2 separate regions of the Homo sapiens genome follow, and region 1 is linked to region 2. A link is an interaction called in ENCODE POLR2A ChIA-PET data of the cell type or tissue named here. Cell type or tissue: Panc1. All regions are shown on one strand.

The links. ChIA-PET counts read pairs that join two places held together with the same protein. Peaks named below come from ENCODE experiments on the same cell type or tissue, not always from the same donor. Only the 100,000 strongest peaks of a DNase experiment are listed, where the experiment ranks them.
Region 1: POLR2A ChIA-PET joins it to region 2 with 6 read pairs; 2 of 35 experiments call an interaction of 5 or more read pairs at or near these places.

The regions. Positions count from the first base shown.
Region 1 is chr5:26,041,035-26,049,034 of GRCh38, forward strand. No RefSeq gene overlaps it. Among named protein-coding and RNA genes, the nearest start is that of TRK-CTT9-1, 150 kb to the right of the region's middle. In Panc1, no CTCF peak of the experiment used is centred here; no DNase peak of the experiment used is centred here.
Region 2 is chr5:26,647,743-26,655,742 of GRCh38, forward strand. No RefSeq gene overlaps it. Among named protein-coding and RNA genes, the nearest start is that of CDH9, 390 kb to the right of the region's middle. In Panc1, no CTCF peak of the experiment used is centred here; no DNase peak of the experiment used is centred here; H3K27ac peaks cover 3,994 bases.

The DNA of each region.
Region 1 (8,000 bases), 610 kb before region 2:
AAACCAAGCTTGCTAAAGATTGCACAGAGACATTGCTCCAGGTTGGGAACCCACACAGAATCCCACAGGCATCTGAGCCTGGAGCAGCCTCAGCTGGGACCCATCTTGAGAACTTAGTACTGGGGACCTATAGACACAGCTGCAGCTGCTGCACTGCCCCAAGGAGGGAGATGAATGAAGGCACACATCCACGCAGCCCTGGGTGGATACTTGCCATCCTGCTGAGCTGCTGTTGAGACTGAGATGTAAGCAACCATGCTACCCACAGTTTCTTCCATATACTGCTTGCCTAGGTGGTGCCTCACCCTCTCTAGCCGCAGGCTCAAGGCATCATTTGAGAGATTAATGCTAATCTGAACTCTGCCTTGGACTCAGTTCAGGTTGACATGACTGCAGCAATTGCCCAGCCAAGGACTGAGAGGGAAACCAGGCTACTACACACATATCTAGGACAATACTCACTGCCCTGCAATGGGCTGCTGTGAGACTGAGATGTGATCAGATCACAATACCCACAATGTCTTGCCTACACTGCCTGCCTAAGCAGCATCCCTCCCCAGCTGGTTGCAGGCCCAAGGTGTGATTTTGAGAGTTTAATTCTGAGCTGCACCCCACCCTTGGCCTGAGTTTGGGCTGATGTGGATGCAGATGCCAGCCAGCCAAGGAGGGGCAGGGAACCTCGGTGTTTCCATGCATACCTAGGGCAATATCTAATGCCCTGGTAGGGTCTGCTGTGAGACCAAGACTAGAACAGACTGCACTCCCCGCAGTTTCCTGACCAAGTTGCTTACCTGAGAGGGGTGCCACCCTTTCTGGTCATAAACCCAAAGTAGGCATTATTTTGAGAGTTTGGAGCCATTGTTTGGCTACGTGCCAGTGGTGAACACAGCAAGTCATTTAGTTTTGGGCCAGAGATGGGAATACTTGCTCTGGAATGGGAGAAAGGCACCCACATCTGGAATTAAGTGGAGAGTATAGAAAGTCTCCCAGCAGTAGACACAGGAATTAGGCTCTCTCCTATCACAGGACTGGAGTGGGAGGAGAATTGCTGAAACCAAGGCTTCTCTTGGGCAGTGACACTTGCAACCAGTGACAGCCTTGTGACTTGGAACTGATCTGAGTGTGTCATTGATAGGTGCCTCAGCCTGCTCTCTTGGTCAGTCGGGGAATATTCCCCCACCAGCTCTGAGGAGCGGGAGGGAGGTGGACCACACTTGTGGAGGTCTAAGGGAAGCATAGCCCAGCAAAGCCTACTTTGGGTCAGTAAAAACAAGAGTACAGTGCCAGCCATTGAAGGTGGCACCACTAAAGTATGGGAACAGTTATGGAGAGGGGGTCATCTCTTGCTCCCTCAATCCTCTCCTCAGTGTTTTGTCATGGACTCAGCAGCAGCTCTTCACACTGGGGTCTAGGGAGCATGTGCTGACGGAGTCCACTTCTCAGGTTTCTCCAGTGGCTCCAGACCCACTGAAGGTGAATGTATACTGGGGGAGAATGCTTCTGACACTTATCCATTGCTTCCATCCATACCCCTACCTATCAGCTCTTATTCTTAAGTACTGTCTGCTAGACTGCAACCTGAACCACACCACCAAACACAATTACTTTGCTACAATGAGCAATGTCTGAGAAAGCCACTGCATGAACCTATCTGCAACCAAGAAACCTGGACAGAGCCGTGACACCCTGACACATCTAGAAATAAAGCCATTCCATGACACATGATATACACAACCGTCATACCCTGAAGTGAAAAGAGAATAAAAACTCAAGAAGTTCCATCCAAGTGATTGCAAATTATAAATAAATAAATAAGTGTCGGCTTTCTCAGAGGAGGAAAAACTAGTACAAGAACTGTGGCAGTACAAAACGCCATGGTGTTTCATCACCTCCAAAGGATCCCACTAGCTCTCAAGCAATGGATTCTAACCAGAATAAAATGTCTGAAATGACAGATATGGAATTCAGAATTTGGATGGCAAAAAAGCCTCAATAAGATCCAAGAGCAAGTAAAAATCCAAGGCAAAAAGCAAGAAAAATGATCCAAGATTTAAACGACAACATAGGTATGAGGAAAGAACCAAAAAGAATTTCTGGAATTGAAAAATTTACTACAGGAATTTCAAAATACAGTTGGAAGCCTTAAAAACAGACTAGACCAAGAAGAAGAATTTCAAAGCTCAAAGACCAATCCTTCAAATCAATCTAGTTGGACAAAAATTTAAAATAAAGAACTAAAGAAATAAACACAGCTTTTAAGAAATGCAGGATTATGCAAACCAAGCAAACCTACAACTTATTGGCAGTCCTGAGAGAAAAAAGAAAATAATTAAGTGACTTGGAAAACATATTGAGGATATGATTAAGGAGAATTTACCCATTCTTGCTGGAGAGGTCAACATGCAGATACAAAAATCCAGGGAACTCCAGTGAGAAACTATAGAAGATGACCATCTGTGTATTAGCTTATTCTTCTGTTACTATAAAGGAATACCTGAGACTTGGTTATTTATAAAGAAAATATGTTTGCTTGGCTCACGGTTCTGCAGGCTGAACAGCAAGCATGGCTCCAGTATTTTCTCAGCTTCTGGTGAGGCCTCAGGATGGTTGTAATCATGGCAGAAGGTAATGGGTAGCCAGCATGTCAAATGGCGAGAGCAGGAGCAAGAGAGAGAGGAAGAGGCTGCCATACACTTTTAAACAACCAAATCTTACACAGACTAACTAATCACCAAGTCATTCATGAGAGATCTGAACCCATGATGAAAACACCTCCTACCAGGCCCCATCTCAAACACAGGGGGTTACATTTCAACATGAGATTTGGAGGAAACAAATATCCAAGCCATATCATTCCTTAAAGTGCATAGTTATCAGAATATTCAAGGTCAATATGAAAGAAAAAAAATCTTAAAGGCATCTAGCGAAAAGGGTTATGTAATGCATAAAAGAAAAACCATCAGATTAACAATGGACTTCTAAGCAGAAACTTTATAAGCCAGAAGATATTGCGGGTCCATATTTAGCATTCTAAAAAAAAAAAAAAGAAAGAAAAAGAAAAAGAGGCTAGGTGTGGTGGTTCACTCTTGTAATCCTAGCACTTTGAAAGACCAAGGCAGGTGGATTGCTTGAGCTCAGAAGTTTGAGATCAGCCTCTGCAACATGGCGAAACTTCATCTGCATGGAAAATACAAAAAATTTCTGGGCATGGTGGCATGTGCCAGTAGTCTCAGCTACTTGGGGGGCTGAGGAGGGAGGATGGCTTGAGCCCAGGAGGTTAAGACTGCAGTGAGCTGAGATTTGCACCACTTCACTCAAGCCTGAGTGACAAAGTGAAAGCCTGTCAAAAAAAAAAAAAAGAAAGAAAGAAAAAGAAATGTTAGTCAATAGTTTCATATGCTACCAAACTAAGCTTCCTAAACGAAAGAGAAATAAAGTACTTTCCAGACAAGCAATCTCTAAGGGAATTTGTCACCATTATACTGGCCTTACGAGAGATGCTAAAGGGAGTTCTAAACATGGAAACAAAAGAATGGCATTGCTATCATAATAGCACATGCAAGCACATAGCTCACAGAATCCATAAAACAACAATACAATCAAGACTGCAAAGCAACTAGCTAATAACACTATAACAGGAACAAATTCTCACATAGCAATATTTATTTGAAACATATAGTCTAAATTCTTCACCTAAAAGACATAGAGTGCCAAATTAGATTAAAAAATGGCCATCCTTCTTCTGTCCTTTAAAAGACCCATCTCACATGTGATGACACCCACAGGATCAAAGTAAAGAAAGGGAAAAAGTTATATCGTGGGAATGAAAAACAAAGAAAAGTGCAGGGGTCACTAGTTTTGTATCGGATAAAGTATACAGTAAACCAATAATAGTAAAAAAGAACCCAAAAAAGGGTATGACATTGATAAAGTATTCAATTCAACAAGAAGACTTGACTATTCTAAGTATGTATGCACCCAACATTGGAGCACCCAGATTTATAAAACAATTACTTCTAGGTTTAAGCAAAGACTGACAGCCACACAGTAATAGTGCAGGACTTCAACACTGCACTGACACCATTACAGAGATCATTGAGGCAGAAAACCAAGACAGAAATTCTGTCTTAAAACCAAGACTTAAAATTCTACATTTGATCACTTGGACGTAATAAAGAAGACTCCACCAACAACCCTAAAATACACATTATTCTCATCTTCGCATGGGACATACTCTAAGATTAACCACATGCTAGGTCATAGAGTCTCAATTATTTCCAAAAAAAAAAAAAAATTGAAATCGTCATCTCAGACCACAGTGGAATAAAAATAGAAATCAATAGCAAGGGAAATGCTCAAAGTCGCAAAGTACATTGAAACTAAGCAACTTGCTCCTGAATGACTTTTGGGTAAACAATGAAATTAAGAGAGAAATTTAAAAATTCCTTGAAATAAATGAAAAGGAGACAAAACACACCAAAACCACTAGGATGCAGCAATAGTAGTCTTAAAATGAAAGTTTCTAACACTAAATGCCTATGTCAGGAAGATAGAAAGATATCAAATTTCAGCTTACCAACACACCTAAAGTTGTTCTAGTAAAATAAGAACAACTTATTTTACTTAGTTAACAAAGTTAGCAGAAGAAAGAAATAACCAAAATCAGAACAGAGCTAAATGAAATTGAGATAAAAAAAAAATACAAAGATTAATGAAACCTAGCCTACTGAAAAAAGTGAAACCAAAACTACTGAAACTATTCCCAAAAATCAAGGAGGAGGGACTGCTTCTGGATCCATTCTCTGAACTAGTATCTCCTGATACAAAAATCTGACAAATAAAAAAGAGGACATTTTTTTCCTTGAAGAAAATAGACATAAAAAATTAAAAAAAAAGAAAAGAAACCACTACCAATCCAAATCCAGCAATAAATGAAAAAGTTAATTCATCCTAATCAATTGGGCTTTAGTCTTGGGATGCAAGGATGATTCAACATATGCAAATCAATAAATGTGATTCACCACATAAACCAAATTAAAAACAAAAACCCTGTAATCATCTCAATAGATGCAGGAAATGCATTTGATAAAATCCAATATCCCTGATGATAAAAACCTTTAACAAACTAGGCATCAAAGGAACATAGCTCAAAATAATAAAAAGACATCCATGACAAACCCATAACCAACATCATACTAAATAGGCAATAGTTGGAAGCATTCTCCTTAAGAACTGGAACAAGATAAGGATACCCATTCTCACCATTTCTATTCAATATAGTACTGGGAGTCCTATCTAGAAGAATTAAGCAAGAGAAAGAAATAAAAGACATTTAAATAGAAAAAGAGGAATTAAAATTATCTTTCTTCACAGACAATGATTCTATACCTAAAACACCCAAAAATTGTACACAAAAGACCTGATATATGACTTCAGCAAAGTCTCGAGATACAAAATCGTTGTACAATATCAGTAGTATTTCTATACCCAATAACATTCGAGCTAAGAACCAAATTGAGAACACAATCTCATTTAAAATAGCCATAAAATTAAAACGTCTGTGAATACATCTAGCATAGATGATGAAAGGCGTCTATAAGACAAGCTTTCGACACTGTTGCAAAAAATCACAGATGACACAAACAAATAGAAAAGCTTTCCATGCTCATGCATTGGAAGAATCAATATTGTTAAAATGTCCATACTGCTCAAAGCAATCTACAGATTCAATGCTATTCCTACTACCAACCTAATTCTTTACAAAATTAGACAAAAATATTCTAAAGATTGTATGGAACCAAGACAGAGCTGAAATACACAAGGGAAGCCTAAGCAAAAATAACAAAGCCTGAGGCAACACATTACCTGACTTCAAACTATACTATAAGGCTACAGTAACCAAAACAGCACGATACTGAAAAAAATTGATACATAGACCAAAGAAGCAAAATAAATAACCCAGAAATAAAGCCACAAACCTACAACAAAAATAAACCACTGGGGAAGGGTTCCCTATTAATACATGGTGCTGAGAAAGCAAGCCAATCATATGAAGAAAAATGAAGCTGGACCTCTACTCCTTACCATATACAAAAACTAAACTATTCCCAAAAATTTAGGAGGAGGGACTTCTCCCTGACTCCCTTTGACAGATTTGGATATCAAATCTGGTTGATTTTGTGAACAAGTATCATCCTGATACCAAAATCTGGCAAAGAAAAAAAAAAACTACAGGCCAATATCCCTGAAGAAAATATGTATATAAAAATTCTTTAAAAAAAGGTGAATTAAAGACTTAAATGTGATTCATCAAACTATCAAAACTATAGAAGAAAACTTAGGAAATACTCTTCTAGACATTGGCCTAGGCATATAATTTATAATAAAGACCCCAAAAGAAAATGCAACAAAATCAAAAAAGACAAATTGGACATTATTAAACTAGAGAGCTTCTGCACAGCAAAAGAAACTATCAATAAATTAAACACAGTCTTCAGAATGTGAGAAAATATTTGCAACCTATGCATATGAAAAAGGAATAATACCCAGAATCTAAAAGGAACTTACACAAATAAACAAGAAAAAAGCAAACAGCCCCATTAAAAAGTGGGCAAAGGATATAAGCAGACACTTCTTAAAAGAAGACAAACAAATGTTCAACAAACATATGAAAAAATGCTCAACATTCTTAATCTTTAGAGAAATGCAAACCTAAACCACAATGAAATACCATCTCACACCAGTCAGATGGCTATTAAAAAAGTTTAAAAAAAACCAAAAACCAAAAAAACAACCGAAATTGGTGAGGTTGTGGATAAAAGGAAATGCTTATACACTGTCGATGGGAATGCAAATTCGTTCAGTCCCCATGGAAAGCAGTTTGGGGATTTCTCAAAGAACTAAAAATAGAATTACCATTTCACTCAACAATCCCATTACTGGGTATATACTCAAAGGAAAACAATTTTTTCTACCATAAAGACACCTGTAATTGAATGTTTACTGCAGCTCTATTCACAATAACAAAGACATGGAATTGACCTAGGTGCCCATCATTGGTAGGCTGGATAAAGAAAATGTGGTACATATGCATTGTGAAATACTACACAGCCATGAAAAATAATGAAATCATTTTCTTTGCAGGAACATGGATGCAGCTAGAGGCCATAATCCTAAGCAAATCAATGCAGAAACAGAAAACCAAATACTGTATGTTCTCACTTGTATGTTGGAGATAAACACTGGGTACAAATGGACACAAAAATGGGAACATTAGACAGTGAGGATTCCAAGAAAAGGGAGGAAGGGAATAAGGGGTGAAAAACTACCTACGGGATACTATGTTTGCTACTCAAGCTGGGCGACTGGATCCTTAGAAGCCCAAACCGCATCATCATGCAATATACTTATGTAACAATGCTGCACATGTACACCCTGAATCTAAAATTTAAAAATTAAAGCAAAAAGTAAACTACTTAATACAGAATCTCCAATTTGTGTTAAAAAGAAGAAAAGATTGTTTCATTTTTGTTTTATTTTGATTTCCTGTTCTTTAGAAAACAGGAGATATCAGAAATGAAGTAAAGCTTTTGTTAATGTTGATGACTTCAACTCTGAAATTTCCTTACTTTATTCCAAACATCATAGAATTAGACATAGGCTCCCATGTTAAAGTAATAAAAACAATAGTGATATGATGTATTAATATGGTTATTATTTATTGAGGGCTTGCTCTATGCCAAACAATCTACTACAGATATTACCTATATTATTATTTTCTTTATATCTCAAAATAGCTGCTTGAGGTATACACTACTGCTATATCCTATATTGTGTGGGGATAAACGCTAAAGGAATTTAGGCTTAAAGACATTTATACTTGCTGTAGACTCAGGAAAATGAACAATACCAGCGTACGCTTTTTGCCAGCCGAGATTAGATGGGATAGAATGGCTGAATGCCTTTTCTATCGTTCTTAAGTGAGCTCTTCTATGGTCTGT
Region 2 (8,000 bases):
AGAACTCATCATGGGATAGGCAAGATGATCCAAATTATGAAAAAGATGACCAAAAGGGGGAGACTGATAAACTGATTTCAGTTTGGCTCAAAGTAGTCTCTGTACTTGCCCAATAAAATTTGACCAAAGTGGCCTCCATAAATAGCGAACTGCAATGTAGCTTGATGTGCAAGCAAATTGTAATCTAACCTGACAGTATACCTACAAACCAAGCAACTGAGATTCAGCCAATTATAGTAGCTGAACCTTCAGCTACTATCAGGCTGAAGGCTGCCAAATTATGTCCAAATGAGGCAAATGCCAAACTGCACCGATTAAGTAATCTTTGTACATCATTTCTTATTTTTCTTGTTATAAATACAACTCACCATGTTGTAGGTGAGAATCATTTTCAACCATCTTTGGTCTGGAATGCTGCCCAGTTCTAAAACCTTTTTCTTGTTCAAATAAACTTTGTTAAATTTAACTGGTCTCAATGTTTTTTATTTTTTAATACATTATATAAATTTCAATATCTAGAAACCTTATGGTGCTGTGACCCTAGGATTCACAACAACATAATGAATGGCACTATAAATTTTATATAGTTTGGGCAAACAAAAAGTTTGCTGATTCATATTGCATTATTCTCACAAAACAGTCTGTTTCGGCGTTTGCAACAATCTATTCATTAAAAAAAGTCATGGCTTTTATTAGATGATATGATCACTTATCTTTTTTTTTTTTTTTTGCCACAGCAGAGCATAAACTCTCACAAAAATAACATACGTTTGGCTAAACTTTGTGTAAACCAAAACGTAACGTCATAGCCATCCAAAGTATCTGCTAATTAGCAGCAGTACATTGCTCTTTGATCGTTCTGAACATTTCAAAAACGCTACCTCACATTTGGGTGTTGCACTTAGTCCTCTAATCTTGAAATGGTTCTGCTAACCTGGTATTAACAGGAGCCTCATGACATTGCCTCTTTAGTGGTATGTAACGGTGAAAAGGAGGCCTAGCAAAACTAATTCCATTTTGCTCCTAACATCATCCCCCTGCCATGAAAACTTTTAGGTTAACTGCTTTTGTTTATCTTTGCACTTAAGCCAAGCTAGCTATAGGGATAATTTAGTTGATAGTTTAACTTTAAAACAAGGATGATAATAGTCCCTTGCCAAAACTAACCCCTGAGAACTAAGGAGGCTGTACACACTAACGACAATGTTACAAGCTTATAAGAGCATTGTGACCTGGCCAAGGAAAAGGAATTTTTCCCTCAGTGCTGCCCAGATGTCTGTGGTCACTATTCACTTTTTGAGCTTCACTCCTTCAGTCTTCCCTGTTTCCCTAACATAAAAGGAGCCCCAAATTCATAATAGCTTAAGATGGTTATTTAGGACACTACTCCATCACCATATTGGTGTGCTGGCTCTCTAAAACAAATTTGCTTTCCCTGCTCCAACTCCTGTGTCTCGACTTCCTGGCTGTCTTGTGGTAAGCAGCGGGAGCTTTGGACTGGGTTACAGTAACAGACAGCACTGCCTGTCTTCCAGAAAGAGTCTTTGTCCTACTTTGCAACAACTGTGGGTTTAAACCTTTCGTAAATTTTTTATTGTCCACTGAGGTTAAGCAATTAAATTTAATAGCATTTTAAACAAATATTTTGAGATGATTAGAATAAATAAAATCTGATAATATTTGTTTCTTACTTTGGGTTAAATGTGCTATTTAAAAATGGTATGATACAGGACCTCTAACCACAATGATTAAAAATCAGGATTCTAAAAATCAATTGTTTAATGTAAAGTGTTTTGCTTATGCATTTCCTACATACACTTTATTAATTTTTTTCCAAAAACTCAATTTAACTAAAATATTTGAACACTATCTGCAAACATTACTTTATAGAAGCTAGGTTGTTTTTATAATTTCCTATTTAAAAAAGCCCTCCACCCCACCTATACACAGCATAAAACAACTCTGAGAACAATCGAAATAGGAGGATAAAATGTGCTATAGCTGGAAGTTTGTAGATCTTGTGTATTGTGGGAATGGCAACATCCTATTGTTTGAAAGCAAGAATCTATTAACAGGCAGAAAGGAAACTACAGCTATGAAATATATTTGATGAGAAAGTTCTACTTACTGTTTGTGCCTCTTGCAATTGCTATAAAAGAGACAGAATTCTCATCAATGTAGAAAGCTTACTACACAATCAACAAGACACTTTCACTGAATCCAGGCCTTCTCTCTGATTATAACCACACTCTCCAGATATAGACATTGATATAGATATGTTTTGATACAATGATGTTTGGAGTTTGAATATTGCGGAGATATTTTGGCTCCAAATTCATAGGAGTAGAAATACCTTACATGGAGAATGATTCAGAGATAGATGTATAATCTTAGGCCTTAAGCTCATGTTTTTCTTTAAGCCGTTAGTTAATGGCAGACTAAGAGACATTTCTCACCTTGGCATGCATGCAACCCTTGAGTGTCTTCTCCCTTGATAAGCAAAAGCCTGTGATTGCATATTGAATTCAATATAGTACTCATTTTCTTATAGAGGACTGCCTCTACTTTTAACTTCCCTTTCTCTTACTCTTTTATCTTTCACAGTGGTTAAGAGAAGATGAAAATGGATTATGCTAAATGAGGTCAAACCTGAAGCCAAAATATCATTGATTTGTTACTTTCCTAGACAAATGCTTGTCTCAGCCTCTGCCAGCACTCTCTGTAGTAAGATTTTTCACCATAATATGAATGCAAAAATCTTTTCACTCACTGGAAGTGAAAAGTTGTTTTTGTTTGACATATTATTTTATATTAAGTATACCTCGAACTCAGTACTAAGGTATTCATACCAAAATAATCTGCCAAAATTCACGGGAGTACCGTATTATGTGAGAGTCCAGGAGCTGAAAAAACTGATCTTCTTTAATCATGGCATCATGTTAAAGAGTTTTATTTGTTTATTTCATTTTATTATCCTTGGGTATCAGACATTGTTGCAGAAGTTCAGTATGGTACAGTCACCAGGATCAAATGTCTTTCATCTTTGGGTGGAAGAACGAATCTCACAAAATATCCATGATTTCTGGTTAGTCATTTTATAAATTCATATGGTCTCAACATGTCCAGTGGTCTATCAAGACTCACCAACATTGAGGCAAAAGCAGTCACACAGTATGCACTCCTTCCTCCTCAGGATAGCATTCAGTTATTTTTAACAACTCATTTTAGAATGCCCAAAGACGATGTTGTTAAATCTTATATAAGAGTAGAATCTAAGAAGAAATCTTAATTTATTTAATAAAAGGGGTATCAAGAAATCTATATAGTTAGGTAAAATTATGTTATCTTTTTAAATACAGAAGATAGATATGCTAAAAACTATAACCAAAAATTTAAAAAACTTTGTGTTGATATTTAGGATTAATAATGTGAATCAGGGTTAAGAATAATTTATTTTCAATTTTCTCATTGCCTGGAGTCTGTAAATACTTATTTAAATAAAAATAAGTTTTCTAGTGTTGGATTTTTAGTACAGTAAGAAGCAAATACCATAAGGAAAGTGACAAGAATGTTAACTCTACCATAAATCTGGGTCAACCAAGGTATAAACCACTGTAGGGGAAAACCTTTACAAAATAAGTGTAAAGGCTCAAGGAGAACAAATCCCAAGGGTTAGTTCTCACTAGGAAGAATAAAAAAATTTTGCTGGGTTCTGGGAAGTTCAATTATAGGAACAGACAACAAGAGGTTTTCAGCCAATTTGAAACTAATTCAGTATATTATGGTGGAAAAAGGCAGTGGCACAGATAACATCAGCTTGAAACTGAAAGTTGTTGCCTTAAGAGAGACACTAACAAATGGGCTTTATGGTTTGAGCTCCAAGGAAAGAAGGAGGATAGTCAGAAAGAGAGAAACAAAAAAAAGGGACAAAATAATATTCTATTATGCTCATGCTTGACAGCGAATACTGTAAGTTGTGGTTACTCAGATAATAAAATGAATATTTGATGTAACTTTTTTGTTAGTATAACACAGGAAAAAGTAAATCAGTGGCACAAAAAGCATTACAGGAATCATGAAAAAAGAATAAAGATCAATGAAATAAGAAGATAGGTATTCTAAAATAATGAATCGGAGATCTGCTAATTTGTATCATGCCACTTTCTCATTCATCTGTGTCTACATTCAAATACCATGCTTGTTTCTATTCTACCTTTCCTGTAACTAACACTGCCCCAGATTTGTGATTGCAGACATCAACTCCAAAGCAATATATAAGAAAAATAATAATAATTTTTAAATATGCCTAAAAAGGCATATTTAAAACATTATATCACATTGATATTTCAAAAACATAATGGATTGAGGTAGAAAAATTGTGAGATTTTTACATTTGCAATATCATACTCAGCTTCAAATTTCACCTATTCAAATCTGATTTAAAAGTAACATCAATATTATGACTGAAAAATAACCGTTTTTTATTCTGTTAGGTTGAATAATACACTTTTTTGACCAAAAAGAAGTCAATTTCATAATATTCATCCTAGTATATTTCAGTTATTCTGTTCTACATGATAATATTAGTAACATAACACATTTTCTGATCTTTTTATTTCTGAGTGGTTTCAATGTGTTCTTAAGTTACAAGTTTTCTAGTATGTATGGACATTTCTAACGGCTAGAAAAATCTGGGAAACTTTGTGAGATAGACATATGCAAATTGATAAATCTAGGCCTTCATCTAAAACAACATTACGGGAAATATTCATGAACATTAAAAATATTAAAAGTCTTCACTTTTTCAAAGAAATAAAAAATATGCTGAGAAATACCAGTATTCATATAGATATTTTATATGGTCTAGTTGTGTCCCCACCCAAATCTCATCTTGAATTCCCGTGTGTTGTGAAAAGGACCTGGTGGGAGGTAATTGAATCATGGGGGCAAGTCTTTCCCATGCTGCTCTAGTGATAGTGAATAAGTCTCATGGGATCTGATGGTTTTCCAAGGGGGAGTTTCCCTGCACAAGCTCTCTTCTCTTGTCTGCTACCATGTGAGATGTGCTTTTCACCTTCCGCCATGATTGGGAGGCTTCCCCAGCCACATGGAACTGTAAGTCCACTAAACCTCTTTCTTTTGTAAATTGCCCAGTCTCAGGTATGTCTTTATCAGCAGTGTGAAAATGGACTTATACAATATTACTATAATGCAACACTTTTATATACAAATACTTTAGATATTCACATTCAACATTGCATTAGTCTGCTTGAGCTACCATAACAAAATGCCATAGAGTAGGTGGCTTAAACAACAGAAATCTTCCCACATTTCTAGAGGCTAGGTCCAATATCAAGGTGCCTTTGGTTGGTTTCTAATGGGCTGCCTTCCTTCATGGTAGATGGCTACCTTTGGATTATGTCTTGATATGGCCTCAGTATTAGTCCATTCTTGCACTACTGTAAAGAAATATTTGAGACTGGGTAATATAAAAGCAAAAGATATTTAATTGGCTCATGGTTTTGCAGGATGTACAGGAGGCATGCTATCAGAAAGTTTCCTAAAGAAGGCCTCAGGAAACTGACAATCATGGCGGAAGGCAAAGAGGGAGACAGCACTTCACATGGCTGGAGCAGGAGCAAGAGAGAAAGAGAGTGGGGAGGTCCCATACACTTTTAAACAACCAGGTCTTCTGAGTACTCTATCATGAGACAGTACTAAGGGGATGATGCTAAACCATTAGAAACCACCCTCCTGATCCACTCACCTTCCACCAGGCCCCACCTTCCACTTTGGGGATTGCAACTCAACATGAGATTTAGGTGGGACACAAACCCAAACCATATCAACATCTTCTGTGTTTGTTTGGAGAGACAGCATTCCTTGGTGTCTCTTCCTCTTCTTATGAGGACAACAGTCCTATGGGATGAGGCCCTTATAATCTCACTTAACCTTATTACCTGCTTATAGACCCTGTTTACAAATACAAAACATTGGGCTTCAGCATATGAATTTTTGGAAAACACAATTTGGCCAATAACAAACATAATTTTTTTTTGTTTGTTTAATACATTGTTTTGTATTGTTTACAACTATATTGTTTGTTTATTGATTGTTTAATACTATATTGATTGTTTAATACAAATGGCTTCTGTTGACTTCTCAGTCTACATCTTTTGATGAAACAAGCTGCCATGTTGAAGAGATACACATGTCAAAAAACTGAATGTGGCCTATCAATAACATCTGGTGACACGTTGATGTGACAGTCTGAGAGCATATGGAGAACTGAATCCTATCAAGAGCCAAGTGAGCTTGAAAGCTAACCTTCCCAAGTTGATCCTTGAGATGTTTGATCTATGAAAAAAGGGGTATCCTTAATTGAAGTAAATTTTTCTAAATTATAAAGTAAGCAAAATTATATTCATCAGTGTGAGCACAGAAAAATCAGTTCAGTTTTCATTATTCTGTCTTCTAGAAAGGCCAGGGAAAAGTAACCTTCTTCATTATGTGAGTTATCCTTCTTTATATACTGTATTAGACATTGATTACAGATCACAAAATTTCAGATCATGAGACACTTTAGAGTAGAAACCCTTTTATATTTAACCCCTGCCACTCCCTAGTGCAATAATCACATTAGTTATTGGCAAATACCTGTTGAAACAGCATAATAATGAATGTTTCCAGTGTCCATATTAATAGTTGGCCTTGATTTTTCACCTTTATGAGATAAAATATCAGAAAGCCATATTTTTAGGAGTTGCCACTGCTATAGGATACAGAAAGTGACAGGGAAATATTGGTCCTTTATTAGGAATGATAAACTCTAGATTTTATACAATATCATATATATGTATTGAAGCCACCATCAAATTGAGGTCACAGGAAAGCAAGTAAACTGAATTCCAAGTGACAAATCCCTCAGAGGAGAGATGGGACATATAAGCTGCTTTATCTTTGTCATAAAAAGAAGAAGAAAAGCCATTAAAAATAAATCAGCTTAATTAAGCGTCCAGATGACCAAATGTATTAAGTTAGATCAATGGTTCTCAACCCAGGGTAATTTTACTCTTCAGGTTCCATTCACAATGTCTGAATACATTTTTAGTTTTCACAACTAGGGATGAGGAATATGTAGGAAAAACTCTCTTTAACTGCATTTTCTTATACTCTTTCATTGCAACATTCATCAACATAGAAGACTTCTGTGACCATATGTGTGTTTTTCTTTTCCACACCCCATGCAGTAGATACCAAATGGGTATCCTCCAATTCAGTTCCAACACTATCTACCCAGAGATAGTGTCATATCCCACAGGTTGAGGGCTCAGTCCCAAAAGCTGCCCTCCCACCCCACCAGTCACAAGTCTAGTCCTCTGAAACTACTGACCAACTGGCTTCATGATGGGGTTCCCATCATCCCCTCTTTGGGTTCAATTAATTTTCTGGAGTGGCTTACAGCAACATTTAATGTTTACCAATTTATTATAAAGGATACAGATGAAGAGATATATATGTGGGAAGAGGCGCTAAGCTTCCACACCCTCCCCAGGCAGGCCACCCACCAGGAACTTCCACATGTTCAGCTATCCAGAAGCTCTCTGAATCCTTCTTTGGTTGTTGTGGAAGCTTCATGGTGTCATCATTCCTTCCCCCACAGTATAGGGTGGTAGATTCTCAATGGAGGGTCTTAAGACCAGCAATTAGAAAGGCAGGGTAACATTAAAGTCTTGCCTTGGGGCAGATGAATGTCAGAGGAGGGTCGGAGAAGGTCACAGGAGGGCAGAACAAGGTCAGAGGCCCATTCTGAGGCTAACACACCCAACATTATAGCAAAAGACTGGTATATATAGCAAAAGGGCTTTGGTAGTTATAAGCCAGAAACCATAGATGAAAATCAATATATATCATAACACCACAGAAATATCATCCCCACTGATCTAGACCTGTGTATTATCACCTTTCTGCCTTGAGTGAGAGTGAGATCTGTGTTTGTT